Linked DNA regions of Mus musculus: regions 2, 3, 4, 5, 6 and 7 are each linked to region 1. Evidence: chromatin loops called from intact Hi-C (ENCODE). Cell type or tissue: left cerebral cortex. All regions are shown on one strand. Region 1 holds the start of Adcy1 (adenylate cyclase 1). Region 2 has its middle 53 kb from the start of Adcy1. Region 3 has its middle 160 kb from the start of Adcy1. Region 4 has its middle 3.5 kb from the start of Ramp3. Region 5 overlaps Adcy1 (adenylate cyclase 1). Region 6 has its middle 98 kb from the start of Adcy1. Region 7 overlaps Adcy1 (adenylate cyclase 1).

Region 1 (4,000 bases):
TTGGAAGCGGGGCCTCTAGTAGGAAGAACAGCATATGGGCTGCAAAATTTTGTGAGAGACAGTTCCTGGTGCACCCGTGGGATCCAGAGGTGGCACAAGCTCCTGGCATCTGTTCTACTCTCAGGGTCCTCTGGGACTCTCTCTAAAGGAGAACAGGGGAGCGATCTCAGGGGGCCATCCTGAGTGAGCACCGAATGAAATTCTGTCCGGTCCCTTCCCTTAGTGAATGGACATCACCAAGATCCGCAACTGAGGCGAATCTGTCCCTGCCACTTGTTCAGCTGGAAGTAAACGTCTCGCCATCATTTGCATGGCCAGCTCCTATTTAAGGAGAGAGCCGCGCTATTTTATCTCTCCTTTCAGCCCTCCCTCACCCATCCCTGCACCTAGACCTCACAGCTTCCTTGGACATTGCAGGGCTTTATTCTTGCTCAGGTCAATAGGCAAAGCTTTCACTACCCACCCAGGTGGTGGGCAAATCAGTCACTTAAAGCGCCTTGCATGTGTGACCTGGGATTCTCGGGGTTTCTCGGTGGGCACTGAGTGAGGGGTCCTCTTGGGAGCTGAGTGAGGGCTCCTCTTGGGTGACCTGGTTCTGCTTGCGGAGGGGATACAAATCTAACAGAGCTGTTCCTCCCTCTACTGGGAATTTCTGCGTTTTTTAAACGCCTCCGAAGACTCATAGAGGGGTGGGCTCCACTGTACATAGGAGGGGAAACCGAGGCTCAAAGAGTCAGGAGTGGTGCCCAAGGTCACGTGGCCCCTTGGGCGTGCGGGATCCCGGGCGCTGAGTTGGGCGCGGACTCTGTCCGCCCAGGATCGGGGCTCTTGGGGCTCGCCTGTCGCAGCACGGTCGCCGCAGAGGACCACTGCCGGGGCGCGGGCGGGCGCCAGTGCGCAGGCGCGGCGGGCGGGAGGGGACGCGCTCGGGGCGCGCGCGCTGGGCAGCCGGCGCCCCAACTCCGCCCGCCCCGCGCCCCGGCGCCTCGCCGCCCGCCGCCCGCCCGCCCCGGGGCCGCCGGCCGGCGCCCCGGCGCCCCGGGCCGGCGAGGGGCGCGCCCGTGGCCGCGGCCGCTGCATGGCGCTGAGATGGCGGGGGCGCCGCGCGGCCAAGGCGGCGGCGGAGGCGCGGGCGAGCCCGGGGGCGCAGAGCGGGCGGCCGGGCCGGGCGGCCGGCGTGGGTTCCGGGCGTGTGGCGAGGAGTTCGCGTGCCCCGAGCTGGAGGCGCTGTTCCGCGGCTACACGTTGCGGCTGGAGCAGGCGGCCACGCTGAAAGCGCTGGCTGTGCTCAGCCTACTGGCGGGCGCCCTGGCGCTGGCTGAGCTGCTGGGCGCACCGGGGCCAGCGCCGGGCCTCGCCAAGGGGTCGCACCCAGTGCACTGCATCCTTTTCCTGGCGCTGTTCGTGGTCACCAATGTCCGATCCCTGCAGGTGTCCCAGCTGCAGCAGGTCGGTCAGCTGGCGCTGTTCTTCAGCCTCACCTTCGCGCTACTCTGCTGCCCCTTCGCGCTGGGCGGCCCCGCGAGGAGCTCTGCAGGAGGCGCAATGGGCTCGACGGTCGCCGAGCAGGGGGTTTGGCAACTCCTTTTGGTCACCTTCGTGTCCTATGCCTTGCTGCCCGTGCGCAGCCTACTGGCCATCGGCTTCGGGCTGGTGGTGGCTGCCTCGCACTTACTGGTCACAGCCGCCTTGGTCCCTGCCAAGCGCCCACGTCTCTGGAGGACGGTAAGTGGCACCACGAGTCCCCCATTGGGTTGGAGACACATCTGCCAGCAGCACTGGAGGTGGCAGGAGTTTAACGTTCTTCCTATGGAGAAGGTGGGGAAACTGAGGTTCTGAAGGTGGGACAGGTGTTCAAGGTCAACAGCAAACTGAGGATGCAGTGGAGGAGCTAGCACCCTCCACCCGGTGTTTCTTACGAGATAAGAGTCCCTAGCGTCTTTAGGGTGGAGACGAGAGACTGGTGTGTGGTGGTGGTGGTGGTGGTGACAGGCCCAAGGTCAGGCAGTAGGGTACCGAGCTCAAGTGGGGGACCCAAGCCTGATCCACCGCGCCGGGTTGTACCCGTGTCCCTCAGTAGAGGTACTGAAAAGTGGGAGGGTGCGCGGTCTCCAGGCCAGGCTTCTAGGCTGGCAGAGCGCGCAGCCCCTGGGTTCCTCTCCAGCTCGCCTGGAGCGCATCTGGGGCTCGCTTCTCAATTTCGCGGACCCGAGGGAGCAGTTAGTGGGAAGGGAAGCACTTTGAACCCCACCAGTATCGCTAACCACCCCGGTGTGAATCCGAATTCTGCCCTGAAGGAGAGGAGTTTGCCAAGGTCACACATAGTCTGGTCTCCACAGCTTCTGCTCCCAGTCCTAACCCTGGCTCCATGGAGCCTGAACTTTGTCTCTTTCAACTTGGGTGGGCGAGGGGGCTGCCGGGCCAAGGGCATAGGACTTGACTCCTCCTGGGGATTCTCCTGGACCCCAGAGGTTCCCGTTCCCCATACCACCGCACCCAAGCAGGTGGAGGTGAACCTGGAGGCTGTTCCCAGGAGTTTGGGACCTTCCCCTTCGCTGGCCCTGCCCAGGCGTGGCATCTGAGGGAGGGGTTTGTTCCAGGGCTAGCAGTGGGAGGGAGACGAGAGACAGAAAGGTGGGAGAGTCCATCTAAGGAAAGAAGGTAGCTTCTTCGAGCATATGGGAAGTTGTGGGGGGCTGGGCTAGGCACAGAATCCAAACTGGGGGGACACTAACTGGTGTTTTTGAGAGAGGTGACTGTCAGTCAGCTGTACCTGCTGCCTGTAAGACCAACACAAACACCCAGACTCTGATGGCAGGGAGCGGTACTTAGACTTAGGGGCCATGATGACAGGTTTATTGCTGAGCATTCACTGTAGGGCTGGAGAGACAGCTGTAGACTCAGGACCGTGGTGGGTTCTCTAGGTGCCTTAAAAGGCTGTGTTCTTAGTTTCTTTATTTCTCTTCTACACAGCCTCTAGGCATTCCTTTTAAAGAAAGGATTAGGGAGGAGTCTGCAAAGGTGCTAGTGCCCCTCCCTCTGGGATAGAGGAGCCCTTGTCATTTCAGTGGGGGAAAGAAGCCCATTGTGAAAACAAGGGTTCTTAGGTAGCCTGTGGTACCCAGGTTTCCCCGTGACTAGCCTCCAATCTGATATAAATCCCTCCCTCACCAAAACTCAGCCTCTGCCCCGCCTCCTTCTCACCCCCCCCCCCGCCTCCCCAAGGGAAGATGCTGCCTCCCACAGAGATGGTTTGAATGTAAGAAGTCCATAAGGAAAGCATGTGTTGAAAATCTGCCATTTCTAAGGCATTTTATCCTCTACTCCCTTATCAACACATAAATGGGGCCAAGTGGGAAAACCTGAGGTAAAGAGAAGCTGGTCCCCAAAGATTTCAATGTCTTCCCATCAGGAAATCCTAGGCACCCTGCAGTGTGTTAGTGAACTCTGCCACTTAGTATCTGAGAGGCCTGTACCTCACGGCTGTGGCCACCTCCCTTCAGACCCTGTCACCTCTGCTGCCGCACAGCCTTTTGCTGATGGCCCTGCCTCCTCACCTCCGAATTCTAGACAGACAGTACCCAAGAGGGCATGGGGCAGATGCAGAAGGAGGGAGGGAAGCCGTGCTGCAGGGTGGCCCTTGCTGCATACACAGGGGTCGGATGCTGTTTGAGGGTGTTAGGAGCCTGCTGGGGCTGAGTCCTGTGAGATCTCCACCTCAGGTTCACACCCCAGTCTCAGAACTACAACCCCAGCTTCCAGTCAAGGGCAGAGGCTCAGAGCAAACTGACACTTGGTACTGGGGTTTGTGTAGGTGCGCTTGTGAGGGTCTCCTTACTCTGTTCAGGGGAGCAAGTCCCTTCCAGAACCATGGCCCATCTTCAGGAGGGTCCTCAGAGCCTTCTGAGGTGAGGTAGCCGAGCAGGCCCTTTCCTTGGAGTGCTCTTGAGGGGAGGGATTCTTGAGAAAAGCGAGCCTGGGCTTGCCTAGCCACCAGCTC
Region 2 (4,000 bases), 54 kb before region 1:
TCTTTCTTTCTTTCTTTCTTTCTTTCTTTCTTTCTTTCTTTCTTTCTTTCTTTCTTTCTTTCCTTCCTTCCTTCCTTCCTTCCTTCCTTCCTTCCTTCCTTCCTTCCTTCCTTCCTTCCTTTCTTTCTTTCTTTCTTTCTTTCTTTCTTTCTTTCTTTTTTCAATTCAGGTCTTCATGCTTGCAATGCAAGCTTTAGCAACTGAATATCTTCCTAGACTCATTACAAAATAGTGGTGGGGTGGGTGATAAGGAGTGTCTGCAATCACACACATTCTACAGTCCTGCTGAGGTGGTAAAATATGGATTCTAAGTGAAGGGAAGTGGTAAGAATGCATTTTATAATCCCGAAGCCATTGCTACACAAATCCAGATGAAATCCAAACAAAACCAGAATGCATAACATGAGAGAGCAAATACAGGAGGGAAGAAAAACAACAACAACAACAACAACATCAAGCCAAATAAAGTGGTAGATTTAAATTCAAACTTAGTGATGAGGATGTCAAATATAAGTGGCCTGAGCTACTTGCCTCATACTCATTATACAGATGAAAGGTTTTGCTGTGGCCTTCCTATGCGTGCGGAGGCCTGCTACACGCACCTCCCTGCTTCTCCTGGAAGAGGTCTCCTGTCTCCTTCCTCTTCCATCCTTTCCTTTGCTCCAATAGCCTATACTGTCTTCTTTCTTGTCTCTTCCCTCCCCCCCCCCCCCATATGAGAGAAAGCCTGTGGCATTTGTTTTTCTCAGGTCGGCTTGCTCCACACAGTGTGCTGACCTCCTCTTCCATCATTTTCCTGCAAGGAGAGAATCTCATTGTTTATGTGGTATAAAACGCGCACTTCACTCATTGATGGACACTCTGCTGATGCCTGTGCCTGGTGTGTAGGTGTCTCTGTTGTATGGTTGACTTTGATTTCTTCAGGAGTGGTGTGTACCTGCATTGTACGGTGAATCTATTTTCAGGAACCTATTAGGTTTTCTATAATGTTTCTAGAAGTTTCTATTTCTGTCAGCCACACACAAATGTGCTCATCAGGGTACTCCAGAGGGAGAACTGAGAGAACAAATGTGCTGGGCAGGAGAGGGAGGGAACTGAGAGAATGAATGTGTGGGGTGGGAGAGGGAAGGAGGGAAGAAGGGAAGGGGGAGGGGAACAGAGGGAGGGAAGGGAAAGAGACAGAGACAGAGACAGAGACAGAGACAGAGACAGAGACAGAGACAGAGAGATTACAGTAGCTCACAGGCTGCAGTCCTGGTGGAAAGGCAAGGAGTCTGGTAGCTGTTCAGTCCACCGGGCTGGATGTCTCAGTAGTCTCAATCTGGTGCGGAAGCGCTGGGGAATTCCCAGAGAGCTGCTGGTCTTCAGTTTGTGTTGGAATCCTGAGGAAGTGGGTTCTAACACAGGTGAAGGAATGACTCTGCAATGGGGTAGATACCTTGGCAAGAAGTGTGAGGACAAGCAGGAGAAAAGCCAAATCTTCCTTCTTCCAGGTCCTTTTGTCTGGGCTACCACCACCAGGATGTGTGGCCCAGGCTTAGTGTGCATCATCTGCTCTCAAATGATCCAGTCAAGAAAATCTCTGACAGGCATGCCCAGGTGCTCAGAGTCAAGCTGACAACCAATGGCCATGGCAGCAGGGTCCTTTTACCCAGTGTCCTCATCAGCTGTCCACTCCCCCCCTTTTATTGTTGTTCTTCATTAATAATAGCCATTCTGACTGGGGTTAAGGGGCTGTGTCTCTTTCGTCTTCCCTTGATAGAGTCTTTCTGTGTAGCTCAGGCTGCTCTTGAACCACTGACAGCTGCAGGTATTGAGGGTTTTTTCTTTCCCCAGACAGTTACCAGGGGTTTGTATGAGTTCTTTTAAGAACTGACTGTTTCCATATTTTCCATTGATTTATTGATTGGGTTATTTGTCCTTTCACTAATGGCCCTTTTTGGGTTCTTCATGTAATCTGGAATTAATGATGCCTAGCAGGAAGGTCTTTCTTCATGCTGTAGGCCCTCACTTGTTTATATTGATTGTTTCCTTGGTGGTGCAGTAGCTTTTTAATTCGATCCAGTTCTGTTTGTCGCTTCTTGCTTTTATTTTCTGAGCGATTGGAGTCCTATCCAGAAATCATTGCTTGGTAACCACACCAAGTAAACGACAGAGAATGTTTAGATAGATTTTTTTTTAAAGAACTGTCTCAAATCTCTGTTATTTGGAAGGAACTTATTTCAAATGCCATGATACAGCAAGACTGGAAGTAGAAAGCTAGAAAAATGCCACAGTGTGAAAACTGAATAGGAAGTGTGGAGTCTGTACTGTTACCAGGCAACATAGACTGCAGAGCATAGAATATTACCGGGACAGAGAGCCACACTACCTAACTGAAAAGGGTCAATAGAACATGACTCTGAGTGTGAACTCACTTAAAATTACAGAAATTAAAACCATGTGGGCAAAATTGCAAACAACAGTCCTATGATAATAGTGGGATATTTCAATATGCCTCTCTCCGCGACTTATAGAGCAGACAAAAAGGCAGCAAGAACACAGAAAAATTAAGTTCTCTAACCAATCGCATCTAATGGATGTAGAAAATATTACACCATAGAGCAGGAACAGTCTTTTCCAATAAACAGGGACTACTCACTCTAATAGATACACTGAACCAAAATTAAACGTTAATGTATTAGGTAAAACTGAAACTGCGTGGTACATTCTAGATATGATGGAATTGAAACAGAAATCAGAAACAGAGGGAGAGAAATCTCCAAATACCTGGAAATTAAACTATATCTTCTTAAGCCACCTGTGAGCCCCACGGAAAGTCTGGGGCAGGGCAGGGAAACAGTCTAAATGGAATAAGAAGAAAAACATAGAAATATGCAGGATGCAGCTATCCTAGTAAATGAAGAAAGTTTTATTCCATAAATGCTTGTATTGAAAAAGGAGATAGGGCTGGAGAGATGGGTTAGTAGTTAAGAGCACCGGCTGATCTTGCAGAGGACCAGCCTTAGGCTTCTCAACCCCCATGCAGCCCCTCACAACCTTCTGTAGTGTTTGGAGTCCCCTTCTGACTTCCGAGGGCACTGCATGCATGTGGTGCACAGGCACACATGCAGACAAAACACTCAGACACACAGAATAATCAAATCTTTAAAAAGTACAATCCCAAATCTATATTCAACCTTTCATGTTAGGAAACTAGGAAAAGGTGAAGAAAAAGTAAGTCACTTTCCAAGCTGACATTTGCAAAATTGGGGTCTTAATTTTTAATTTATAATGTCTACATTCTTTTTGCTAGTACTCAGAAGAATCCCAGAATTTATTAATAAGTACAGGAAGGATGCAAAATGCATTAGGGATTATTTAAAAATAATTTCATCCATTTTGAAAGAGATGCCTTCTCTTGTGTTGGGAGGCATCTGAAGTAGATTGCTCCTTTAAGTTAAGCAATGCTTTTCTTCTAATTATTTAACAATTAAAAATAGGACTCACATGTGCTCTGACTTGTGTAGTATTAGTTTTAAGTGGAACATGGTGAGCTGTGGGCTAGAGCACAAGGCCAATCTTCTTCTTAAAGACGTGATGTTTTGTCTTTCATCTTGGAGGACGAGGAGTTGAAGAGTGGGAGTAAATGGGAACAGATGAGCATGGTTGTATTTGCAGAAGGATCTTTTAAAAAGCGCTATAATAAACTTTGTAGTTATAAGAGGACATAGACAATACTTTTCTCCTTCCTTCCTTCCTTCCTTCCTTCCTTCCTTCCTTCCTTCCTTCCTTTCTTTCTTTCTTCCTTTCTTTTTTTGAGCGGTGCATGACCACCTTTTTTCTTCTTTTTTTAATTATATATTTTCTTCATTTACATTGCAAATGATATCCCCAAAGCCCACTATACCCTCCCCTTGCCCTGCTCCCCAAGTCACCCACTCCCACTTCCTGGCCCTGGCATTCCTCTGTACTGGAGCACATGATCTTCGCAAGACCAAGAACCTCTCCTCCCATTGAT
Region 3 (4,000 bases), 160 kb before region 1:
CTCACCGTTCTGCTTCTCAAGCCCACGCTACACCTAGTGTCTAGAAAGAGATGCAGGGCAGAGCTGACAGCAGTGGACAATGACAAACACTACTGGGTGATGAAGGCTGGCACCATTTATGATGCCATGGTGACAGTGGGCACCCTGATGTCATATGGGGAGGTGGCAGGCATATTACCTCTGTGGTCTTCTTCCTAATAAGCCATAACCCTTCTCTAATCACAAAGAGAGCACTAAGCAAATCTCAACCAAGAGACACTCTACAAGTACCTGATGGTACTCGTCATATCTGTCAAGGCCACCCAAAGCGCCTGACCTTAGCACTTGCTATGGCCAAGAGGATCCTGAGCATGGAAGGTGACTGATGCAATGGAGAATCTTCAGTGGGGTCCTGGGACATGAAAGGACACTAGGTAAAAGTCTGTACTGCTACCTGGCACTCTAAACCCTGGATACATGTTGCCCTGCGGCACACTCTTGCAAGAAGTGGAAGCCAGTGTCACGCACCACTCAACACATATGTGTCTATTTCATGCAGTATCATAAGGACAAAGTGAGTGATGCCTGGTCAGGGGCCTAAGGGATGTTAGCATGTCCTTCTTTCCTCATTTGGAAGTGTGGTCACTGAAGTCCTCTCAAGCTCTGCTTGGCTGTGGAGAGACTACCCTGCTCATCAGGGTGGGTGGGGAGAGCAGGTTTGTACCGAACAACTAGACATAAATGAATGTTCTGGAGCAGGAGACTCATGTGAGAGCTCTCTGCTCTGCACTTAAGAATGGCCCTCCTAAAACACAGGTGGAGTTCAGGAGTGATGTGGGCATGTGGCAAGTTTCCCTTGCAATCAGAGGGAATAACAGTTGTGTATTGATTACAGACACATCTGGACATGCCTGCATCCATGGTGCTCAATGATATTCTTGGCTGGCTGGGGGCCAAGGACATTGCCTACAGCTAGACAGTGAGACACAAGGAGGTAGTGGAGCAGCAGCATGGGGTCGTAAGTCAACAGTGAGCAACACACCCCAGATAATGGGGCCTGGTTAAATCTATCCAAAAGAAAAATGTCTGTTTTAGTCTTTAATCATTTACAGTTATTGGAAAGGAGAACTCCTCCATTACCTTCACTCTGAAAAGTATCTTAGCCAACTCTTTGTTAACTCTGTTGGGTCAATTTTCGAGTCAATGTTTCCTGTTCACCCTGAACCACCGGGATGAAATGCTATCACCTCCAGACACCAATTCAGAAAAAGTAGAAGGTTCTCCTGGAGCTGCTTTCCTAGAGACACAATGTAGCTTCTCAGGATGCAGCATCAGCACCAGGTCCCTGGGGAAGGGAAGGCTTCCGATTAGAGAGCACTAAGTGCCTCTCATCACAGACGGTGTCAGCTACAAGACACAAAGCATCAAGAGCAAGGTGAAGGGGAACCACTGAGTGAGGCCTGATCTTGTCTTTAAAGCCCACTATGGAAGAGCAGACACACGCCTTTTCTACAGACTGGACTGACAGAATGGCCCCATCGGTTTCTATGTGGTGGGTGATGTGCATTTATCCCTTCAGGATCAATGTAGGAGGAGACCACCTGTGTCACTGGGGACAAGCTGTTTGTGTCTTGGGTGGATCTGGGAGTGTATCAAGAATCTCTGTAGAAATCAGTAAACACTGGTGATATGCCTAGAGTGCCCAACTGCTTCCAGCCCACGAAGCCACCACCTTCTGCTCTCCTGTTGTTCTTTGCCTCCACCCCACCCTCAGGACACCTTCCCTTCCAAGACCTAGGGTGCCGGCTCCCCATCTCTTCAGATCAGGACCAGAATAGCTTTCAGCTCCAGATGGCTGGTACACTTGGCCCAGCCTTCCTCCACCCTTCGCCAATCCTTGTAGCTTCCAAGCAGCACTGAGAAGCTGCCTGTGAAGGAAGATGAGCCCCCTAGCGCCTCCCAGCAAAGCCAGTATTTCAGATAACCATCTGCTCCCGACCGGACCCTTTATCGCTTTTTGTCTGACGTGAGGAGAAAGAGGATAAAACTAGTCTTCCTTGTTTAAAAACAGTGAGAGGACCAGGCTTGGGGAGGGAACCTGGGGCACACAGACAGTCACGTGCTTCTGGGCGTTTCTTCCTCTGGCTTTACAAACATTCCTTGATTGTCTTTGCATGTATGTGATCTAACAGGAGCTCAGAGCTTTTAGACATGCGCCTGGGGACTGGAACCTGGCATTTCCTGATGGCAGGTTCCAGTGCCAATTTTATTCTGTGCATGATGCTCCTCTCTGTACAGAAGAGACCCTGATAGGGAAGGGCAGTGCTAGAGTGTGAACACAGCAAGAAAGAGGTTAACCCCAAGGTCGGTTGAGAATGGCAACCTCTGGGTTTGCAACGTTGGCAACGGAACCCATGGTGTCTCACGTGGGAGGCCAGTGCCCTAACACGGAGCTATAGCCCAGCTCCAAGGAGGTGAAAGTTTAGCCTATGGCGTGGAAAGGCGGAGACTTAGAAAAATGACTAATATGAAATTAGGTCCTTAGGGTGAATTTATAAAGAGAAGGCAGGAGGCCACACAGACAGGTGTGCTCTTGACCTGATGTGATTGATGAAGCTTGAACCATATTTAGATTTTTCAGCCTCTGAAGCTGAGCTAAATGAACTTCTTAATAAAAATGGTCTGCCGCAGACACATCGTTAGAGTAATGGCAAGCGGATGAATGCAGGGCAGAAACAAGAGAAGAGAAAGGTATTTTGCTCTTAAGTAAGATGTTTAGAAGGAACCACCCAAGTCTGTGGGAACAAGGAAACTGTCTCACAAGCCGAGCATCTATAAAGCTCACCTCGCCAAAGATCAGGGTATTTCCCCAGAGCTAGCTGAGCGCACAAATGAATTTTCATACGGCGTAAGCATCAAAGGCTATGCCCGCAGCTCACCAGGATTCCACTAAGCAACGCAAACATTTCAAGTCTCAGTAAATACAAAGACATTGCTGCCGCCGCCTTGCATCTGATCTCCTGCAGTGGTTTGCATGTGCAATCAGCCGTCCATCCGGCATTTTCAATTCTCATTTCCCTTGGTACAAATTTCCTGCTGTAAAATTGTCAAGAGAGTCAGAAAGCAAGGAGAGGTGCGGTTAGACATTCAGGATGCGTGCACACCTCTGGGCAGAGTGGCCCTGGTTCTGGAGGGCCTGGGAACACATTCTGAGGGTAAAAGGACAGCAAGGGGAGTCAAGGAGGGGCTAGAACTCTGAGCCAGTGACTTCCCTGACACACTAAGCTGTGCTGCAAGTTCCCTGTTGGGACTGGTTAAACACAGCGGTGTCTTGGAAAGACCTTTGGTGAGACCTTTGCAATCCAGACTGTGTCTGTTTTGTCTGCCTGGGCCTCACAAAACCGTTGTGGGTAGATGGGGCCACCAAAAGCCTTTCCAGGGCATTTGGCTGGACTTCAAAATCGTAAGTAGTGGAGTGAGCTGAGTGCTGGAGTTTCAGACAATTACCATGACCTAAGCGGGAGACGGGTGAACGTCAGACACAGCCTCGTTATCCCTCCTGCCCTGGACTTACCTTCACAGGGAAATCCTTTGCTCAAGTGTCTTTTCACTGCATGCTAGATAAGTCTCCTAGGTTCCCTAGCAACTACCACAAGCGGAGTGTCTAAAAACAACAGGCGCTGATTTCTCATTATGGAGCCTAAGAACCCAGGTCAGTTTATGGGCAGGGCTGTGCTCTCTCCATACGCGCAGGGGTGGGCTCCTGCTTCAGTCCTTTGAGCAGTTCAGTTCCAGCCCTCTTGGCATTCCTTGCAGAAGAATGCCTCTCCACCCTCTGCTTCTGTGACCACCCAGCTTCTGCCCTGTGTGGCTCTAAGTCGCTCTTCTCATAATGAAGCCGTTCGCCAGTCTAGGGCCTCACCTTAACTTGAATCTATTTGCACTTGAGTCCATATCCACAGGTTCAAATACCTGGGTGGATATTTAAGGGGGGCACTATTTGTATCCACTATATTTTTTG
Region 4 (4,000 bases), 410 kb before region 1:
CTCTGTAGACCAGGCTGGCCTCAAACCCAGAAACCCACCTGCCTCTGCCTCCCAAGTGCTGGGATTAAAGGTGTGTGCCACCACTGCCCGGCCCAGGTTTGTTTTTCAGGACCCTCTTGGTGGCTCACAACTTTCTGGAACTCATAGTTGCAAGGGGATCTGACATCCTCTTCTGGTGGGCACAGGTACTGCATGCATGTGGTACACTGTCATACATGTAGACAAATCAACCAGATACATAAGTTAGAAATGAAGAAACTGGGCTGGTGAGATGGCTCAGTGGGTAAGAGTACCCGACTGCTCTTCCGAAGGTCTGAAGTTCAAATCCCAGCAACCACATGGTGGCTCACAACCACCTGTAATGAGATCTGATGTCCTCTTCTGGTGTGTCTGAAGACAGCTACAGTGTACTTACATATAATAAATAAATAAATCTTAAAGAAAAAAAAAGAAATGAAGAAACCTACAACTAACATAAAGAGTGGTCTAGAAGGAGGAGGGACATGGCATAGAAAACCTATTCAGTGACCCAACTGCTGAAAACTATTTTTGGGGAATGAAAAGATACCAAGAAGCTTTAGGGGACCTGCAACAGATTCAATAAGAAAGATCCTCTTTGAGGCCTGTCATTGCTGAAAGCATGATGAGAAGAGACTCATCAAGCAGCAAGCTGAAGACTCATATGTGACAGAATCCTCACAAAGAGCAGACTGCTCAGCAGAAACCTTACAGGAAGGGAGTGGGGTGATGCATTCCTTCCATGCATGCATGCATGAATGCATCCATCCATCCATCTGTGTATCCATCTATGCATCCATGCATCCATTCATGCATCCATCCATCTGTGTATCCATGCATGCATGCATGTATGCATCCATCCATCCATCCATCCATCCATCCATCCATCCATCCATCCGTGTATCCATCTATGCATCCATCTATCTATCTATCTATCTATCTATCTATCTATCTATCTATCTATCTATCTATCTGTTGAAGAGTCTCATGAGGTAGCCTTAGATGGCCTGGGAGGGGGAGGGGGTGTGACACTAAGCAGAATAATGTTGCTCTCAAAGAACCAGAGACCAGACTAATGTTTCCTAGAGTGGCTGGGTAATGGGTGTGTGTGCACATGGATGGCAGAGATCTAGTTTGCTTCTCTGTGGCTGTGATAAACACCATGACTAACAGCCACACGGCCGGGAGCGGGGAGGGGAAGGAGAGGGAGGGCTTATTTCATTTTACAAGATTACAGTCCACCATCAAGAGAAGCCAAGGCAGAAGCTCAGGCAGGGGCATGAGGCAGAAACCACGGAGGAACACTGCTCAGTGCCTTGATTCTTATGTAACCGAGGCACACCTGTCCAGGGGTGGCGTCAGTCACAGTGTGCTGGGCTCTTCCACACCAATCAGCAAGACAATGCTCCACGGACAAGTCCACAGACCAGTCTGATGGAGGCAGCTCAGTCCCTCAGCCAAGAGTCCCTCTTCCCTGGCGTGTCCAGGTTCTGACATTTATGAAACTATGAGGGACAGGAAGGATAAGCTTTCTAATGCTCTACTACAATTTTAAGGGATGCTTATTTTATAGGCATGAGTATTTTGCCTGCATGTACATGCCTGGTGCTTGCAGAGGTCAAAAGAGGGTGTCGGATCCCCTGGAACTGCATCTGGTGGGTGCTGGGAACAAACCCACCTCCTCTGCAAGAGCAGCCAGAACTCTTAACCACTGAGCCATCTCTCCAGTCTCTTCAAAATGTTTTACAGCATAGAATTACTGTGATTGACAGTGATTTAAAATGAATATTTTAATGTAGTCAGTAGAGTGGGTTGTAAAGGTTCTCAACAGAAAGAAAGGCTGTCTGTCTGAGACAATAGGCCAGTTTCCCTGACTTGGTCATTATGCATTGTATTGAAGAGCCTCATTGGACCTTATAAATATGTATTATTACTATGTGTTAATTAAAATACATTTTAAAAAGAAGACAGAATTGGATAGTGAGTTGTAGGCTGGGTCAGAAACATTCCTTTATGTAATTCTCCCTTCTGCAAGTATGTTAAGTCTACCTCATCTACCACAGACTGAGTTACTTAAATGTTATTCCAGCAGGGGGCGCCAAATCATCAGGAATGCCTCTGAGGCAGTCTCGTTGGATGGGAGAAGAAACTAATCTCTGATGCTTCTTGAGTGTGTGTGTGTGTGTGTGTGTGTGTGTGTGTATGTGTGATAGGTCTGGTTAGTATATCTGTGTGTGATTTGTGTATGTGTCTCATATGTGTGTGGTTGTGTGTATCATGTGTAAATGTGTATGTGTATTGTATATGTGTGTACATATGTGCGTGCTGTATGTGCAACGTGCATATGTATGTGTGCACACGTGCTCGTGCACACATTGCATGCACATGTGCCTCTGTGTGCAGCTATGTGGCAGAAGTGTCCAGTTCAGGGAGAGGGCCAGGCAAGATACTGTGCATTTCTGTCAGGTGGAAATGGGGTGCTATCTGATCACAATGTCCTCTTAGAAGCCGATCGTGGAGGAGAACTCCTTAAACATTTAAGAGGAAGAGTAATTGGCTGGCCACAGTGCCTTGAATTGGGAAGTTGGTCTAAAGGCTGGTGAACGATGTCGGGGTAAGAGAACCCTAGAGCACAAGATGCAGGCTCAAGACGGCTCAGCCTGACGAGTCTGAGAATATAGATGCGTGCACACATGTGTGGGAGGAGTGGCCATTCCCGTTGTAGATGGAAAAACAGCAAAGATCAACAGCAACCTTGGCAACCTCACTGGTGGGCTGAGAGGTGTACGAGGGATGCAGTAGCTATTGTGGGGCCTCCTGACCCACGGTGGCTCCAGGAGTTCCAAGGCTCATCAATTAATATGCTCTTGTCCTCAGAGTGATGGCCCCAGCAGATGGCCAGCATTTCTGACATTTACAGAGCTCCAGCTCACGGACATTCTGACTTTAGGCACCAGCCGAGTGGTCTCGCTCCAGCCCCATGCTTCACTTCCTCAGGTCCTGTTCTGCCAGGACAACCCATCTTCATCTCTAGTGTGTTCATCACCTCACCTGCCGAAAACCCTAGGGCAGGGGAATTCGTCCTGCTCTAGTGTGTGGGGCAGGTTTGGTTGGCATTGCTCAAGCCCTATCCTCAACCATGTTCCTGTCGGGTCTGGACCATCAGGTAAGCTCTCTACCCTAGGGATGCCGTACACAGCTTGGGTTTTCCCCCAAGCCAGCCCTACCGAGTGCTGAGCAAGGAAATGAGTGCTCCATGTTATTAATCACTTACTGCCGCTGAGCCTGAGGGTCACAGCCATCAGAGACGGATGCCTGCTTCAGGCCAGGAGTCAGGATCTTGTGGAAGAGCAATGGGAGTCTGTGACAGCCATGAGTCCCTTGTCATGTCCTCAGAGGCTTCTCCACAGTGACTGCTATCTCCGAGAGGGAATTCTGTCTCTCAGCCCTGTATCCCTATGGTCACAGGATCTCTGTGGTGGACAGACTGTCAAAGGCAGCTTGGCTCTGACCAGCCCTGGCTCACACTGTCCTGCTTGACACCGCTGGGGTCCCAGGGGTCAGTCAGTCATTATGTAGAATAGAGAGCAGGATCTGGACAGGTCTGGAGAGAGGAGCCGTGACTCCGAGTGAAGGAGACAGTTCTGTACCATGCCACATGTGCAGCCTAGCCAGGGCCCGGGGGCCCGGGAGGGAGGGGGATGGGAAGAGCGGGCGGTCCCTACGTCAGGAAGGCTGAATGGTGGCTATGGCACTGACCTCCCTTTGGTACCGTCCTTCCTCATCTGCTTTGAAGGTGTGACATAGGCTGCGGCTCAGCAGGATTAGAGGCCCTTGGGGCATACCAGGGGCATGGGCAGCCCTGTGTAGCTGAGGTGTTGGGACTCACCTCTGTGGACTGAGTGAGCTTTCTCCACAGCAGAGCCAGTGAGCAGGTCCTGCATTCAGCTGCCCGAGTAGTGCCCACCCGAGGTGTGCGTTC
Region 5 (4,000 bases), 76 kb after region 1:
TGGAGTCAGAAAACTGGGGATGACTGGGCTACTTTGGGTCCTTCGTCCTTTCTGGGCTCAGAGCTGCTGTGGGAGAAACGGCTTTGGGCTCAGTGTCAGATGATGGATACCGAGGAAGAACAAGCTAGTCCTGAGCCCGGGGGCTTTCCCTTCTATATTGGCTCATTTGGTCTTGAGAAAGCCATGGGGTGAGCAGACTGCTCTCCGTGACAGTCTGTTAGGCAGAGGCTTGCCCTACCACCTAGTCCTCTGGCCTGTGGGTCCTCTTGGGTGTAGAACAAAGCATGCTGGGACAAGGGAGCTTTGAGGTGCCATTTCCTCTGAGCCCCAGCGCTTTTCCTCTGGCTTGAAGTCTTCCTTGCTGGGTACCTGGTAGATCCCTGGGTACTGACGGTATTTTCCCCTATGCTTGTGTTTGGTAGATATTCCCAGGCTTGATTCTCTCGGATATCAAACCAGCCAAGAGGATGAAGTTCAAGACTGTGTGCTATCTGCTGGTGCAGCTCATGCACTGCCGGAAAATGTTCAAGGCTGAGATCCCCTTCTCCAACGTGATGACCTGCGAGGATGACGACAAGGTAGAGAAGGCTGAGGTGCCGCTCGGCTGGAGCACTCGCTGCTGCTGCCACTGCTGCTGCACACGGCTTTATATTGCGTTGTATTTTGTGTTTATCTAGGTCTAAGCTCACATTCCCCGCTTTCTTCTTTTATTTTTCCTGGAAAGCCTATTATGTGGCTATTGGAGTTCTTGAGCTGACACAAGATCCACCCCCGCCCCCCCACCTCTTTCCTTCTGTTTTCTGCAAAGGGTTTCTCAACTCTACCATCTAACATTTCTATACAACATTTCAAAATTCTTAAACATTCCAGGCAGTCTTTGTTTTTTTATGAATAATTCCCTTATGGAGTTGTATTCCCATGTCAGAAACCACAGGCTTGCCTGGAAACTCACTATGTAGCTGAGGATGGACCTAGAACTTCTGACTCTCCTCCTCTACCTCCCAGGTGTGGGGATTACAAATGTGCACCATCACATCTGGTTTTATTTCACGCAGGGGATTGAACCCAGGGATTCATAAATATGCCAGTCACAATAACCCCTGTTTTGTCTGCTCGCTGGGATTATTTCTAACTTTATGATATTTGTGGGTGGGTATGCATACACTTGCCTGTGTCCTATGGGATGCGCGTGGAAGTCAGAGGACAGCTTGCAGGAGTTGGTTTTCTCCTTCTACTCTGTGGGTTCTGGGGCCCAAACTCAGTCATCAAACCTGGCGGCAGACATCTTCCCCTGCTGAGCCATCTCGCTGGCCCAAGATTTTTATTTAATTTTGATTTTAATGTATATGTGGTGTGCATTGTTTGTGTGTGTGTGTGTGTGTGTGTGTGTGTGTGTGTGTGTGTGTGTACACAGGCAAATGGAGGCTGAAGGTTGATGTTGGGCATCTTCAATTGTTCTCCACGTTATTCTTGGAAGCAGGGTCTTCCAATGGAACCCAGAGCTCGCCCAGACTGCCAGTCTAACTAGTCAACTGACTCAAAGCATCCGCTGTCCCTGCTTGGCTGCCGCGCCCACCTGGCTTTGACTTGGTTGTGGGAGCTGCGTTCCTGTCCTTACTCTTGCTTTACCTGGCAGCTGCTTTAGCCACTAAGCTTGCTCCTTGGCCCTCTCACTGAGATTTTTTAAGAGATAGTTTCTTGTCCCAGAAACATCTGTTTCCTTTGAGCAGCTTGCTTTTGTTTTACCTTTTACCTTGCCTGTCATCATCTGTAATCCCACAGATGCCCAGAGCCTTTTCTGCGTTGTTTTTGATGCAGGGGACAGCAAAACTGGCAGCAAATGCTGAGCCAGGGACGAGGCTCCAGTGTGGTGGTCCGTCTCCCACACCAGGGCTTTCTGTCTCGGATGAGTCAGGCAGTCACTTGTGGGTCTTCAGATCTTCTGGGCATGTGGTGGTGGTGGTGTCTAGGGCTTCACTTCAGCCACACATGGTCAGTGACTGGGATTTCCCTTCTGGGGAAGGAAGGCCCTACATTGTTTCTTACTGGAGGCATACCAAAGAGCATGGGGTGCACTTTAGGGCTCTAATGCCCCCTTGTGGATGCTCTTGACCACAGCCACTGAATCCACTAGTATTTGAGCCTGAAGTGGGGCTCCCCATCTCCCTCTCTGTGTAGCCCTTTGAGGTTACACTGGCTTTACCTGGTGTCTGTTGGTTCCACCCTACTTCCTTTCCCACCACTGCTTTCTCTGACATCACCGATTTTATACCATTTAGAGAAACTTCCTGGTATAGTTAGAGGTATTTTTCAGGACAAAGCAAGGTTCTGTTGCCTCTTGCTAATGGTGGTTCCTTGTCACAAGGATCTGTGGCATATGGGAGTTCCTCTTTGCTAGAACTTTATCTGATAATATTTAAGGACTTCATTCATGGTGGATCGGGTCAGGAAGAATTAGTCTTTATGTGTGCCAGGCAGCTGGAGGCTGCATTATTAAAAGCTTGGCTTCTGTCACAGGTAGTAGGAAGTTTAGCCTTAGTCATGTAGATAGCAGACATTCACATAGGCATACACAGACACCCCCCCCCCCATACACACACACACACACACACACACACACACACACACACACCATGATGGTGTCAGGAGATCTGGTGTTCATTGCCTTAGTAAGAATCTTCCTTCCTTAACCTCTCATCAGCTTCAGTGTCTGCTGGGTTCTTCATCCCATACCCTGTCCTGGAGACGTGTGCTCACCCAGAGCAATCTTAGCAGGAATCCTGCTCACTTACCCAGAATGCTTCTGACTTCTGATGTCTACCCTGAGTAGATGTCCATAGAGCCCTCCTTTCTCCTTGACTGTACATCCCCAGCTGCTGGGCCACATCCAAGAGCCTGTTTGCATGGCCCCTGCCCTTCCTGCAAGGTCTTGAATGAAGCCTGTTCCACTGTGTTCTACAAAGTGTCACTGAAATGATGTCCTTTTAATAATTTAATAAAGGAATTTATAGATAATTTCTTTTCCCAAGCTCTAGCCATGGACTGAGCCCCCAGGCAGTGCCTCTTCCACACGCTTGCAGTTTCTTCTCCAGGCCTTGCAGCTGCTGCTGTTAGTACCTCTTGGATGAATCCCGTCAGTGTAACCCAGGCCCCCAAACACGTTTACAGCCGTTCTCTTTTGGCCTTTGGATACTTTCCTGCCCACGAAGGTATTTGTTATGGATGACATCTCTAAATAAAAAAAAAGCACCAGAAAAGCAAATGAAAAACATTTGTCATCCTCCCCACCCCCATAAAGGCATGATACTGTGACCCTCTCTGTGTCCTAAGTGTGGGGGACTGGGTATGCTTGAAGGAACTTCATTATGTTGTAGAAGCAGTTTGTCTGACTGTTTCTCCTTCTCTTGCCCCGATGTATCATGCAGTTGTCCTTGTGTCACTGACAAGTTGAGCTTTCAGACTGCATAGACTTCTAACTGAGGAGAGACTCCTTATATGGATGGCATCGCTATCCGGGGCTTTTCTGTTTTTATTAGCTGAAGAAGGCCATGGTACTTTTGTTGGTGTGAGTACGTTTTAATTCCTGGGCATGCTGTAAAATGTGTCTGGTGTGTCTTGGCTTTGCTCAAGAGGATGTGCCACTGGTCAGAGATTATGACGATATCAGCAGAAGTGGCTGCTAAGGGCCACAGTTGGCACAGGGGCTTTCTTTATTCTTGCTTTCTGATAGTTGAAACATTTGTTTCTCTGTTCTCCACCCAGAAATCTCTCCATATTTTCTCTCTCTCTCTCTCTCTCTCTCTCTCTCTCTCTCTCTCTCTCTCTCTCTCTCTCTCTCTCTCTCATGTTTTGTATAGCTTTAAATCTAAGCTTATTGATTTAAAGCACATAAGAGACACTTGTGTGCATGATATAGAAATCAAGTGTTCTGGATTGCTTCTCATCTTCTGTCTTCTTCTGTATGTAAAGCTGGTGGTCACCACGAGATGAGCCTTTTCTG
Region 6 (4,000 bases), 99 kb before region 1:
GATCCATGGGTCTAAATAGGCAGACTAGCTTAGGAGTCAGAGTTATAATTCCAACAAGAGCAGAGAGGAAGAAAGAGGGGAGAGAGGGAGAGAGGGAAAGAAGGAGAGGGAGGGAGAGAGGGAGAAGGGGGAAGAGAGGGAGGGAGGGAGGGAGGGAGGGAGGGAGGGAGGGAGGGAGGGAGAAAGACAAGGAGGGAGGGAGGGAAGGAGGGAGAGAGAGAGAGAGAAAGCCTTCACAGGCAGCTTTCTTTCAGCAGTGGTTACCAGGATGTTTGTGTGTTGGGGGAGGGTAGGTAGATATTGGACAAAGGATACGAAGTAGCATAGATGTTGGATAACAGGGTCAAATACCTAGGGCCCAACACAGGACTGTAGTGGTTTTTCATTCCCAACTTTTGCTGAGTACATGGTATCTATTTTCTTCCTACAGAGGAAAGGAGAAACTGAGAAGATGGATATGTTAAATCCATATAGATTACATAACAATAATATATATTACTCTATATAATCTTATAATACTGTGTTGCATAGCTTAGATGTACACAAACATACTGACTTTAAGAGTAAACAAAAGTAAAGTGGAGGCCATCCAGATAAAACCAAATGCACTATGGACTTTTACGTGATCTCTCAAAGTGTGGACCACTGAAGGGATCTCTTCAGCCTACATTCCTTGATCATTAGTGAAATTCACATTCCATCACATACTCATGAGTCATTTGTGCTTTCCTAGGAACTCGGCTTTCCAGGCAGGCCCTTTGACAACTTAAATAGTTGTTAGATTTACTTTTGTTAACAGCTTCCACAAAGTTTTTATATAGAGGAATTTGCTGTCTTGGTCCCAATGTTATCTGCATTTTTCTCAGTGTTTACCTTAGGAATCCTGGAACTAGGGCGATGGCTCATTGGTTAAGGGCAACTTACTGTTCTTGCATCAGACTTGAGCTTGATTCCTAGCATCCACGATGGGTAGCTCACAGCCATCTGTATCTCCAGTTTCAGGGAGATCCAGTACCTCTGGCCTGTGGGCACTCATGGTATCATGTACACACACACACACACACACACACACACACACACACATACACAAATACACACAAATACAATAAAAATAGCTGTTTTAAAAGAACATTAGATTTTTTTCCCGAAGAACACATCTGGGAACATTAACATCATGGTACAGACATTCACAGCTTCCTGTTCATTTTGGCTGGTGCTATGATCTGAATATTTGTGAAGCTGAGGGCCCGTGAGCTCCCTCCCTTTCTTTGTTCTTCTGCCTTTTGAGGAAACAATCCTGAATCCATTCATGCCTTTATTGGGCTTCCTAGCCTCCAGAACCAAAAAGAAATTTCCACTAAATATATTATCCAATCCATGGTATTTTTGTTACAGCAGCTGGATGGACCAAGACAGCTGGGATCACAAGAGTGCTTCGAGGCCCTTTGGATTCAACAGAGAGCTCTAGCACATCATTTTGAAAGCCTCACTGCACCTCTCTCTGATTTGGCTGAGCAGTACAGAAACCAGATTAAACGTGGGTAGTCTGAGTTACCCAGAGAGAATATCATGTGCTCCTTTTAATTACTTGTTACTTAACAACTTGATCTATTTATGCTTATAAGAATCAGGTGGTGCCAATCTGGTTCATGAAAAAGCCACTTGCTGGAGTTCCATGTAATTGCACATGGCTAATTACATAAATCAGCTATTTGTGTTCCAAATTGACCTTTGAAAGCTGCTCCAACTCCTCCAATTGTTCCCTATCAGCAAATAGAATTAGACCCAGAGAATACAAACTGCCTGAAATAATCAAAGGCCCACCATGTTGGTAAAGCTGGGCTTTCTGCCAAAGAGCCCACACTCGAGCCTGACCAATCTTGCTCTTTGAAGGTGGGGGATGACTACTTCTACCTTGGCGGATTCAATGTGTGGTCACTTGCTGGTAAGACCACATACATAGTAAATGGCCACAGATTGGGGGCTTAACCCACAGACACATTTTCTCAGCTGTGGAAGGTCAAGGAGTTGTCCTTCTCTTGGCTTGTGGATGCAGTGTGCCTATGTCCTCCTGTGATTGTCTCTGCCTGAATGTCTGCATCCAGGTCTCTCCATCTCATAAGAATACCCAATCACGTTGTATTAGGGTCTACCTTACTGACTTCATTTGACTTAACTATCTCATAAAAGACTATCTTTAAGTACAGCCATTGTTATGGTCTGAATATGAGTGTCTCCCATAGGCTCATGATGATCTCTAGACCATCAGTTGGCAGTGCTGTGTAGAGATGTAATGAAAGTGTTGGGAAGTGGGACCCAGGTAAATGAATGAGGCCATTGAGACTTTGACTCTGAATGTCCTACCTGGTTATAATCTCCTACTCTCACTCTTCTGCATCACCAGATGTGGTAGGTGCTTAGCAGATGCAGACTGAATGACACATCTAGAAAATCAAACAGGGAGAGTGGAATATTGACCCACTGCCTCAGCTCCTCTGCTCTTGGCAGTCATGTGCATTTGGTCTGTTTGTGTGTGTGTGTGTGTGTTGTGTGTGTGTGTGTGTGTGTGTGTGTGTGAAATGTATGATGGGTAACCTTTATTCAACTTGATTGCATTTAGAATCGCCTAAGAGATACATGCCTAGATGTGTCTGGGAAGGAGTTTCCAGAAAGAATTAATGGAGGAAAGAAGCTACACCCTGTAGTGGAAGCATCGTTTAATGGAGTTGGAGGTTAGTCTGAGTATAGAAGGAGGGAAAATGAGAAATCCAGCCGAACACTGGTGTTCCCTTTCTCTGCCTCCTGTTTGGTGTCATGGACCAAGCTGTTCCTGCCATCAAGTTTTCCCACTATGATGGACTTTATGGTTCAAGTGATTAAGCCTTTCCTCCCAGAAGATGCTTTTACTTTTTTTTTTTTAATCAGTTACCTGGTTCCACAATGAGAAAAGTAACCAATACAAAATGAACAATTCATGTCATATGGGCATCCACATGCCCATGTGAAGTGTGGCTTCTGATCTTGAGTCTCTCACTAACTTTCAACTGATCCTAGGGAATCGTCTCTCCCACTTGGATGAAGGAGATGCTGGCCTCTGAGTCTCCCACAGTAGTGACAAATTTTGGGATTGTCCTCTTGGAAGACTGGGTCTCCCGTCAGGTGATCTGACCAACACTGTTTTTTTTTTTTTTTTTCTGCTTCTGCCATTAGATCCCAGCAAGCACAAGTGGGTCAGGACAGCAGCATTCTCAGGATGGAAATGGGACCTGAGAACACACACCCTCTTTGTGTTAGGAATGAATGGGTAGTTCCTTGTGGGGAGAGAAAACCTGAAGTCTCTGGAGAAATTCTGTCTGTGTAAATGCCTTAGCTTTTCTGATTTTATTTAGAGGTAAGAAAATACTTTTCTTATGAAGCTCTAGGTTGGTTTTTAGAGGAGTCACTCTTTCCAGCCTACACATGAGAAATCATGTTTCTCTTATAAAAGTGACATCTGTACTGTTGAAATCCCAAACTTCAAGATGATATGATTGTGTATGAGTCAAAGAGCCATGGCTAGTGGTTTGGCTGAAGGATTCGATTCTTGGGAAGAATCTCATTTGAAGTTCCATGATAAGGAGGTCTAGAGAACAGTTGTGTGGAGAGACTTCTGTGTTCAGGAAAGAACCATGAAGATGTCTGTGAATAATCTGGATTCTCACCAACGTGTGGCCTTGGCAGAGGAGAGTTTTAATAGCTAAGTGGCTAAGATACCCTTTTTATGGATACCGGTCAGCCCTTCCCAAACTTCCCTATTATCACCTATGAGGTTTAGAACTGGAGATACTATTATTGCAGAGATGAACATTAAACATGGCCTTGGCAATGTGGATCCTGCTAACTGTTTAAGTCTGACCTGGCTGTAGTGGTTGCTTGTTCTGTGAGCAGCAGAAACTAACACCACAAATGGTGACCTCGGTGACTAGTCATCTATTTGTTGGCAGGGTGATTATATCTGGCT
Region 7 (4,000 bases), 70 kb after region 1:
AAAGTCCCTCAGCCTCAAAATCACACAATCCTAGAGTCCTATATGACCTGAATTTCTGACTCTTGATCCAAGAGACTGCTAACAACCTTTCTTCCTGTGGGAATTGCACAGAGCCAGGGATAGCCCATGTGTGCTCAGCATTGGCTGGCTTCTAGATCTCCCGGGAAGGCTCCATATGACAACTGGCACCTTCCCTTCTGGCCATACCAGCCTGTGTTTGTTCCTGTGTTGTGTTTTCCCTGCACAGAAACATACAAGACAGAACATATTTATCAAGAGGACCAGCATGTCCAGGCAAAGCAGAATGTCATGTGTCTTTGTTTCTTGACCTTGGAGTGGAGAGTCTAGGAACCACTGTGGTGTCAGGAGCATGAGTGGAGTCAATGCTGGAGCACACGAACGTGCAGAGGCCATGCTGGGCCTTGCACTGTATGTACCAATGTGGGGGCAATGCCTTTGCCCTTAGCTACATCTTCCTTCTGTCTGGAGCCATCTGGACCGGGAATAGCTCCCATTATCTAGAGGAAGCCAGAGGACTTGGATTCTGTAGATTCTGAAATGACCTCGTTTTCCAAAAGATCCCTGAGTGATGGACAGCGTAGCCCAGTCCCAGGACTCGCCAGCATTTTCAGGGGCCACAGGTCTTCTGTAGGTTGGAGAGTTCTGACTGGACCCAAAGACCAGCATGGTTATTGGAAGATTCTGGAATTTTTTCCTGGAACCATTTCCCGCACATCTCTTAGATTCATGGTACAGTGATAAAGGGTAGTGGGTAGGCTACTATTCCCTGACAATGCTATGTCAGGGCTCCAAGATCAGCTGCTAAGTCCAGTCGAGGCTTTGCTGGCAGTAACTGCAACAGGATTGCAGACTGTTGAAAGCGTGATAATCCATTTTGACACTTGTGCCTACAGGATGGGCTAGGGCAGGAAAGGAGCACGGCCTAGAGAAGAAAGGCCTAACTGTAAGAGCCAGGACAAGCATTGCTCCAGATGTAGATGCAGATAGAACGCTCTCAGACTGGTCCTGATTTCTCCCCAGCCTGGAGCATCAGGACCCTTCCTTTTCAACGACTGTATAAACATCTAGTTATCTTACCTCCTAGACCGTTCATACCTATGGGGTAAAATAGACACAAACATTTACTGAATTTTTCCTTTCTAACCTTTAAACTCAGGCCACACATGCCTGTTTTCTTTTCATTGATTGGTTCAGAGGTAAAGGGCATGGTCTGTCCCAGGCTTGTAATCATAGACAGCTCTGGAGTGGACCCAAAGTGGGACAGCGAGACCTGCTAAGCTAAATTGTAGAGCATCTGTGTTCCTTGATTATACATCCTTGCAATGCAATACCCTAGAAAAAAGGGTTTTAGAGCCATGTCCTCAACGGTTATGTCAGGGCTGGCAGGGCAGGCGGCTCCTACATCCTAATGATGAGGCTACCCTTGGCCTTTATTGAAGGGCCTCTCAAGGACTTCTATGATGCTTAGGCATTCGAGTAACCCCTCCTGAGCTCTGCTCCCAGATGCCCACAAGGACAGGCTTCTGTGGCAGAGGTCACTGGGACTTTTCTCACCCTCATGTCATCTATGCCCTCTCCGTTTTCTACTTGTACCCCTCCCTCTCCATTTTTCTGAATGATCCCAGGACCTCTGATTGCAGAGGCTGCAGAGGAGCTGGCAGGTTCCTGGTTCCCAGCCTGGGGTGAGCTTCATTTTCCTGGAATGCTCCATCCTTTGCCTGTGAATGGAGAAGCGGTGGTTGTGACGAAGGACTGAGTGTTTCTCGGATGCAGTAGCTGAGTGGGAGGATTTCAGCAGCCTCTGCAGGGGCTGACTCACCAGCCCCCAGACAGAGGGAGCCATCCCCAAAGAGGGAGGCCCTCCACTGCCAGATTTCCCCAGGATTCCCTCTGCTGTGCTGCCCACGGGCCTGTCCAAGTCTGTCTCTGTCACAGGGAAGCCCCTGCTGCCACATGTGAGATGGGAACAATGACCACGGTCTTCTTCCACATGCCCTCCAAGGGCTCAGTGTACCTTTTTCCTAAATAGATTTTTATCTAGCAGTGACCCTGCTTTTGAGTTGTGTATCTTTCAACTGCTACAATGAAGTAAGCTAACGGAAAATTCATAGGTATCCCCCAAGAGGTCTACTTTGAGCTGGTGAGGACAGCCTGTGCCATCCGGAAGTCAGTAGCTGGTGGTCTCCAGGCTGAAGTTCGGATGCCCAGGTATCTCTTTCTTAAGCTGGGTGTGTGTGAGCCGCAGGACACGGCACAGTTTCTCAGTATAGACTAACCTAAAGGATTACTATGTCTAATTACTGGAGTCTGGGTTTTAGGGTCAGCCTTGTGGATATTTTTAAGAAGCAGTTTTCTGTGGGGTGGAGGGTGAGGGTGCTGTGTGTCTTCCCCAAAATCCCACTCTCCTCAGAGAATCTGTCATAACGTTTAGGGGACCTGGGGACTCCTAGCCTGTATATTATAGCTGATGATTGCATTCCTATAGATGGTGAAGCCAAGGCCCTGGAGGGGCAGTTAAGAGCCCACAAGTCCAGGGCGCACATTTGGACATATTGTGTTGAAAGTGTTTGCTGTGTTCTTCTATCATGCTAGGATGGAGACTAGGGGTTGCCTCAGGCAAATGCGTTGTCATCACTTCTGGAAAAATTCTGCCTAGCTGACAGCAAATCACCCTTTAGAGTGTCCGTTCCTCCCTTTTACTTTTTTTTTTTCCTTTGTGTACACAGCTGCATCTGTAGTGCTTGGAAGAATGGCCAAGAGGCGTGAACTCAGTAGGTTCTTGCTGAACAGAACAGAGATGTGGCCTTTCATCTTTGCTCAGGGTTTTATGTCAGCCAGTGTACTGGGAGGGCGGGAGGGTTGGCTTCATCCTATTGGGACCCAGCACCGAAGGTCAGGGCCAGGACCGCATTGTTCCTTCATAGAAAATACCTGTGATAAAAAAGCATCTCTGAGATCAGACACAAGAAAGACACGTAGGATGAACAAAGGAATATGGAAATCTTGGTGTCCGGGAAGTGAAGTGAAGGGTTTTGTTGGATTTGGACAGAACATGCCTGTGTACAGGGAGCCACGCGGAGCCACAGCTGAACAGCTGGATCTGTTTCTTTAGAAGACACTCTCTGGGGTGCTGTGGATTCGATGGTGCCAGCTTTGATTTACCAGAGGCAGAAGCTGCCAGGAAAGACTGAGTGTTGTCAGGAGTTGCTGGGTGCCAGACATGTGGGGCCATGTGGACTTTGGCAGATCCCAGCTTTCAGGGATCCAGAACCGCTGACTTGGAACGCCCAAGGGAGCTCGGGGACATTTGTGGACAGGGCAAACGCATGTCCCAGCAGTCCCCAGACTGCCTTGCCTTTTGTGGCTGCAGAAACGGAAGCGGTGAATGTATCCTAGAACACTAAGGACAGGTGTCTTCTCCAACATTGCTCATGTGGGTTTTGAAAGTCAAATTCTATCTTTAGGGTCTCTTACCAGAGATTGGCAGACTCCTGGGAATAAAGTTAAATTTTTTAAAGTTTCACTTATGTGTAAAACAAAATGGCTCTTAAAGCCTTAACAATAGTCTGACCTGCACATTCTCTTCTGGAGGTCATTGAAACTAACTGATCAGTATTAGCAATGCAGGTCCCTGCCCTTGGGCTGCATCTGGCTTTGGCATCTTGCCTACCCAAACACAGACTCAGGGACAGCTGTCCTGTTGGAAGACCACTCAAGGGAGCACCTGGTGGGGCCTCAGGGCTGGCCAGAGGGTGTGGAGATATGCTGTGCAGGTGTTCCTGCTGGGACTAGGGTGGGCAGTTTGTAAACAGAAGTCAGGGAGAAGGTAGAGGGAGAGCTGGGTCAATACATACATGCTATTTTATTACTGAAAATGTGGCCGCCAGAGCCCTCCTAGGTGATAACAAAGGGTATAGGGTGGAGCAGGCTGAGGCCCACTAAAGGCTGTACTGTTTGCCATATGATCACAGCCTCAGTG

The links. A loop is a pair of places that touch in the nucleus more often than their neighbours do. Peaks named below come from ENCODE experiments on the same cell type or tissue, not always from the same donor. Only the 100,000 strongest peaks of a DNase experiment are listed, where the experiment ranks them.
Region 2: it touches region 1 in a loop (2.8-fold over the local background); 4 of 42 quality-filtered maps call a loop at or near these places.
Region 3: a loop joins it to region 1, with 2.8 times the contacts of the local background. A loop is called at or near these places in 4 of 42 quality-filtered maps.
Region 4: a loop joins it to region 1, with 2.3 times the contacts of the local background. A loop is called at or near these places in 4 of 42 quality-filtered maps.
Region 5: a loop joins it to region 1, with 4 times the contacts of the local background. A loop is called at or near these places in 5 of 42 quality-filtered maps.
Region 6: a loop joins it to region 1, with 1.8 times the contacts of the local background. A loop is called at or near these places in 2 of 42 quality-filtered maps.
Region 7: it touches region 1 in a loop (2.4-fold over the local background); 5 of 42 quality-filtered maps call a loop at or near these places.

Annotation. Positions count from the first base shown.
Region 1 is chr11:7,062,511-7,066,510 of GRCm38, forward strand. It overlaps Adcy1 (adenylate cyclase 1), which reads left to right and starts at 923. Exons shown (of 20, transcript NM_009622.2): 1 at 923-1,725. The coding sequence starts at 1,090. In left cerebral cortex, a CTCF peak has its summit at 1,536; DNase peaks (open chromatin) are centred at 253, 779, 1,343, 1,633 and 4 more places; H3K4me3 peaks cover 3,677 bases; H3K27ac peaks cover 3,377 bases.
Region 2 is chr11:7,008,766-7,012,765 of GRCm38, forward strand. No RefSeq gene overlaps it. Among named protein-coding and RNA genes, the nearest start is that of Adcy1, 53 kb to the right of the region's middle. In left cerebral cortex, no CTCF peak of the experiment used is centred here; DNase peaks (open chromatin) are centred at 2,278 and 3,591; H3K27ac peaks cover 318 bases.
Region 3 is chr11:6,897,626-6,901,625 of GRCm38, forward strand. No RefSeq gene overlaps it. Among named protein-coding and RNA genes, the nearest start is that of Adcy1, 160 kb to the right of the region's middle. In left cerebral cortex, a CTCF peak has its summit at 1,923; DNase peaks (open chromatin) are centred at 1,895 and 3,579; H3K27ac peaks cover 2,314 bases.
Region 4 is chr11:6,652,986-6,656,985 of GRCm38, forward strand. It overlaps the pseudogene Gm11978. Among named protein-coding and RNA genes, the nearest start is that of Ramp3, 3.5 kb to the right of the region's middle. In left cerebral cortex, CTCF peaks have their summits at 174 and 2,086 (motif pointing right); a DNase peak (open chromatin) is centred at 2,117.
Region 5 is chr11:7,138,612-7,142,611 of GRCm38, forward strand. It overlaps Adcy1 (adenylate cyclase 1), which reads left to right. Exons shown (of 20, transcript NM_009622.2): 8 at 423-578. Among named protein-coding and RNA genes, the nearest start is that of Ccdc201, 48 kb to the right of the region's middle. In left cerebral cortex, a CTCF peak has its summit at 2,116 (motif pointing left); a DNase peak (open chromatin) is centred at 2,089.
Region 6 is chr11:6,963,056-6,967,055 of GRCm38, forward strand. No RefSeq gene overlaps it. Among named protein-coding and RNA genes, the nearest start is that of Adcy1, 98 kb to the right of the region's middle. In left cerebral cortex, no CTCF peak of the experiment used is centred here; DNase peaks (open chromatin) are centred at 1,603 and 3,509; H3K27ac peaks cover 1,682 bases.
Region 7 is chr11:7,132,716-7,136,715 of GRCm38, forward strand. All of the region lies in intron 5 of Adcy1 (adenylate cyclase 1), which reads left to right. Among named protein-coding and RNA genes, the nearest start is that of Ccdc201, 54 kb to the right of the region's middle. In left cerebral cortex, a CTCF peak has its summit at 1,822; DNase peaks (open chromatin) are centred at 1,362, 1,824, 2,728 and 3,171; H3K27ac peaks cover 251 bases.